Linked DNA regions of Mus musculus: region 2 is linked to region 1. The links are chromatin loops, found by intact Hi-C in ENCODE. Cell type or tissue: gastrocnemius. All regions are shown on one strand.

Region 1 (2,500 bases):
CGAACCTTGATGGCTAGCTTTAGGAATGTAATTTATTTTTATTTTATTTTATTTTATTTTTTTAGCAAGGCAGAGGGAATGGGGGAGAAGGGTAAGACCTGCCAGAGCCATGCCCTACATTCTAGAGCTGGCTAGAGTCCCTTCAGTGAAGCCCAGGGCCCACCAATGTGACGAGACACAGTCACCACCTATGTCAGGGATAAAAGACAGAAGCCAGAATATTCTGGCTGAATGTGTTGGTTAGCTGTGTTGGAATTCTGGCACACCATTTAAAAGAAAGAAAGAAGAAAAAAGAAATTACTTTGCTGAATTACTCTTCGTGTGTTCCTTTGTGTGACATAGAGGTTATACTTTTCCCAACACTATGAAGCAAAATTGTCTTATACTAATAGTAGTTGTCATTTATCTATTGCCTACAGTGCCCTAGGGACTCACACTCAATATTTCCAACAAGACTTCCACCTTAAAGAGGGGTTATCATTATCTTCATTTTACAGACAGGGGAATGGGGGCATGGAATGATTTACAAACTTGTCTGGGTTTGTGCCATTGGTAAAATCTAGGCTGCAGAACACTGGGCAAACAGGAGTAGGCACTGCTGTGAGAATCTTTGCCTACCTACCCACTAGAGCAGAGACTGGGAAGCAAGCGAGCTCCCAAGCGGTGCATGCGTTCCGAGTGATGGTGCCAACTTTCCTTTCTAAGCCTTAGTGACTGTTTTCAGTCCTCATCATAACAGTAACAGGATTCTCTTAGAAATTAAATGCAGCCGCATACGTGAAAGTACTTAGCTGGTTTCTGGCACACGGGTCGCTCTGAATTCCTTTTCCTTCCTCTCCATATAGCCCCATGCCCTTAGCACTGAAAGTAGATCCTGAACACCTTGGTCAGACAAGCCCACTGGGAAATCTAACCTTTAAGCGATCTGTACTTTCACAGATCAGAATTGAGCAGAGCAATCTCCCTAGAAACAGCCTGCCATGCTGGCGTCTTGTCCCACATTGCTAATGACCAACAGTACCAGCCATCAGCACTTGCCAGCTAAGCCAAAGGGGGCTTTTAAATCTGCACTGATTGGATGCCATGGGGCTGGGTTGACAAGTAGCCTCCTGCTCCATTTCTAGATGCGAGTCAGTGAATTAATAGCTTGCCCCATTGTTTTCTAACACAGCCAATTAAGTGAACAGTCTGAATGTTTTGGCCAGCAGGCGGCAGCCTTTGCTAACATAATGGTCGGTACTCCTCTGTCTGGCAGAACCCCACCAAAAACTGGGTGCCTGTGAGGTTTACATGGTGTAGCCTTTAAATTGGGACGGGGCACAAATCTTGGCAGATAGAATTCCGAGAACTGGAATGGGGGCAAACCCCGTGTTGGTTTTTATCCATCTCCAGCTGAAATGGAGAGTTTTGATTCAATTGTGAACGCAAGTCAAAGATAATTTGCAGCTCCCACTCGGGACAGCTAGAAACACTGCTCACACTCTTCATTGCTTTAAAACTGCAGTAACTGTGGAACCTGCTGCTAGCTCTTGTTATTTAGCACATTAATATAGAAGTACACATAGAACCATATCACATATCTGTTGGTTTTGTTTTGACATTTTAATACCTACCTTTTGATACCACTGGCTTGCTTTGAGTTGTTATAGACGGTTTTATTTAGTTTTAAGTGTATTTACTTTAAAGCATTTTTTTTAATGATGAGAAATCTACAGACTTCACCACTCTGTCAATAGGTCCATAATTTAAAACCAGTACCAAGAGCATCCAGTGACAAGGCTACCAGAACAGTCTCTAGAAAAAAGAGGATCAAAAGATTTTTTTTTTCTTTTTTGTACTCAGTAGCTGTGACTTTACTCTTATCCTTCCATCTTTTCCAAAGATGTGTGCCATATCTGTATGAAACTGTTTGCAGCGACGCCTGGCAGAGTACACTTTAACCTCAGGGTGAGATTTTGGCGTATTCAGATCACATTACTAACAAAAGCTTCAGTGTCTAGGATGCCTGCCATCCCTGCCTAGGGAAGGAAGAGGCACCCGCTCTTCCAGCTGCTTTCACATCTTTGTTCCGCTTGATTTATTGCCAGGGCTCAGGGATCCCCGTCGACAATTACTTCCTTTTCGGCAAGAAGCCCTGCGTTCCCTCGAAGCGTCACTTCTAGAATCTAGTCTCCTCTTCTTCCTCCCTTAAGAAATATTCTGAAATATGTTTAATAGGAGGGGGAAAAGTGTTCTTAAACACCCCCCTCCCATCTTCTTGTTTCCTTTCTCCCAAGTAAGGGAAGCCACACTAATTGGGCAGACCCAGCCTGGGGCTAGGTACATTGTCCATTTTCCTGATACTTTATCCCTGAGTGTTGTCATGGAGACTACAGGAACCAAACAAGTCCACTGGAGGAATGTTACCTAACACTTTCTCATTCTTGGTCGCTGAACCATCTTCCCAGCTGGATCTTCCAACTGCCTCTATCCCCACTGCTCCCCAGCCTTGCTTTTTCCA
Region 2 (2,500 bases), 600 kb after region 1:
TGGCCAGAAGGTGAGAGCCCGCGGGTAGGCAGACTCCTGCACCACCCCGGACCCCAGTTCTGGGCCCTATCCCAGCCTGCGCCCTGCTTTCGCTGAAACCTTAGCATGGGGTCTCATTGGGTCCTCAGCATAGGAATCTGCATTATAAAACTCAAAGGAGATCAGATTATTTTTCAGACCTTTCGCATCACGACCAGCGCATGGAAGACTAAGAATTTCAGAATGTCTGAATCCCAGGGCCTCTCCCTTCCGGACGGGGAGCATCCAGACCTTCCCTCCCTTAAAGCCTCCGGCTGATAAGATCTTCCAGCACAATTAAATAAGTAGCCTCAAGTCTCTGCTTGTCTGGGTGAGCAATACCCAGCTTTAACAGGGCCACAGAGGTGCACTGGTTCTAGCTACTCTGTGATTTTTCAACTTGGTGAAGCCAAAGCAAGTTCCTGGCACAGCACAGCTTGCCAGAATCAGGGGCTCCTGCCGAGTGTGGCATTTTGTTTTATTTGTGTGTGTGCCTTGGCTCTGAAGACTTTTATGGCGGCTCCAGGCAAATCCTGTTGCTTGGGGACAGCAAAGCCTCTGGGCATCGTTTAAAGCAGCCGTCTGGGCAGTGGCCCAGCTCATCTGGAGTGTTCTCTGTGTAAACTGATAGCACTTTGAGTGGGGGGTGGAGAGCTGCTGTCCACAATGTCAGTTCCGCCCTTTGGATCCCGCTGTGTTCCCTGTGTCTGGCTAGGGACAGCCAGAGCCCTTGTTCTAGCTGGCACTGGCTGACCAACTGGAAGCCAAGGAAGGTTTAGCGCCAACCAGACCTTTCCTGTGTGAGGACTCTTCGGAGGCTATGAAGTTGAGTCACACTGCTGTAGTTTTGTAATGTGTTTTCTTCCTTGAAGAACAGGGTCTCCCAAATCATAGAAGCCCCCATTTAAAAAAAAAAAAAACCTTTATGAGTCCCTGCTTCATGGCCCTGAAGCGGGATAGATGGATCCTTAAATAGATGAAACCCATTAGCTGTCCCCCCATCTCCCCACAGGACTACCATGAAGGTGAACTAGAATAATGGGTGAAATGGCTGCCCTGTTCCTTCCGTTTCCTTTTGCATAACAGAAAAAGCTGGAGTGTATTCTGTCCTTACTAAACGAACGGAATCCATTGCCGCTCACTGGAGCCTCACTGCCTCTTGGAGGCAGACTCCAAGGCTACTAACAGGCCAACACTACTTATTGCGAAAAGAGCAATCATGAATATCCATTGTGTGTTTTCATGAACATCCTAACAGATACTAAGCTATGTTTAAGCTTATGGGATATAGCAAACCACAGAAAGGATGCGACCCCTGCTGGTGAGGGGTTGACACTGCTACACTGCTGGGGAAACAGCCAACAGGCATATAAATAAATGGAGAGAGTGTGGTGTCAAGCAGCGGCAGGTGCTGGCATGAAAACGGAGTGATGAGCAGAAACTGATGGGGTGGATGGAGGGGATGCGTTGACCTTTCAGATCAGGGGGCATTGGAGCAGTGTCTGGGATGAAGTAGGACCCAGTCAAGCGCGTGCACACAGACACATACACACAAACCACATATAGACATATATGTATACAAATGCACACACACAAACACTCACATATGTATATGTGTATACAAATACACACACACACACATATATGTGAAAGGAATTTCAGGTAGAGATATCCAGGTGCAAAGGTCCTGGAGCAGAAGAATGTTTGTTTACATATGATGGGAATAGATTGCTAGGGCTGGAGGTGTGGTCAGGAGCCAGGGTACAGCTTTATAAATGATGCTAAGAGTCTAAAGCAAGACAGCAGCCATGTTGAGTCTGAGGTCTCCTCCCTCCTCCCCCTCATCCTCCCTCTCCTGCTTCCAAACAGCAGGGTTCTTAACAAGCACACAACTTTGTGCTGCACTGATTTTGAAGACTAAATAAGTCCTTTTTTACCCGAAGCTCACCTTACCTCTTTCAGTCCCACTGTTAGCAATGCTGGACCTCCAGGTTCCTCGAACTGAGTCCTGGGACCAAATGTTCTGTGAACACCCTAGAAATACTTTGATTTTATGTTTTCCATTTACATGTTTCTTCGTTTATTCATTCATTCACTTTATATTTATTTGTTTGTTTATTCATTCATTCATTCACTTTATATCCTGACCATAGCACCCCCATCCTAGTCCCTCACCCGGGGGTACCAACCCACCCTGGCACCTGAAGTCACTCACTGCTGGGCTAGGAACATTCTCTCCCACTAAGACAGCCCAGTTAGGGGAATGAGATCCATAGACAGGAAACAGATTTAGGGACAGTTCCCACTCCAGTTAGGGGACCCGCACAAAGAACAAGCTGTATGCTCTTTGGTTGGTGGTTCCGTCTCTGAGAGCATGCAAGGGTCCAGGATAGTTGTCTCTGTTGGTCTTCTTGTGGAGTTCTTATACTCCCTGGGTTCTTCAATCCTTCCTCCAACTCTTCTATAAGACTTTACATGCTCT

What was found. Peaks named below come from ENCODE experiments on the same cell type or tissue, not always from the same donor. Only the 100,000 strongest peaks of a DNase experiment are listed, where the experiment ranks them.
Region 2: a loop joins it to region 1, with 6 times the contacts of the local background. A loop is called at or near these places in 24 of 42 quality-filtered maps.

What each region holds. Positions count from the first base shown.
Region 1 is chr1:57,427,897-57,430,396 of GRCm38, forward strand. No RefSeq gene overlaps it. Among named protein-coding and RNA genes, the nearest start is that of Gm22371, 6.8 kb to the left of the region's middle. In gastrocnemius, a CTCF peak has its summit at 1,203 (motif pointing right); DNase peaks (open chromatin) are centred at 664, 1,208 and 2,044; H3K4me3 peaks cover 1,750 bases; H3K27ac peaks cover 1,139 bases.
Region 2 is chr1:58,030,049-58,032,548 of GRCm38, forward strand. Aox1 (aldehyde oxidase 1) reads left to right here. Exons shown (of 35, transcript NM_009676.2): 1 at 1-10. Among named protein-coding and RNA genes, the nearest start is that of Aox1, 1.3 kb to the left of the region's middle. In gastrocnemius, a CTCF peak has its summit at 1,331 (motif pointing left); DNase peaks (open chromatin) are centred at 649 and 1,367; H3K4me3 peaks cover 1,769 bases; H3K27ac peaks cover 1,342 bases.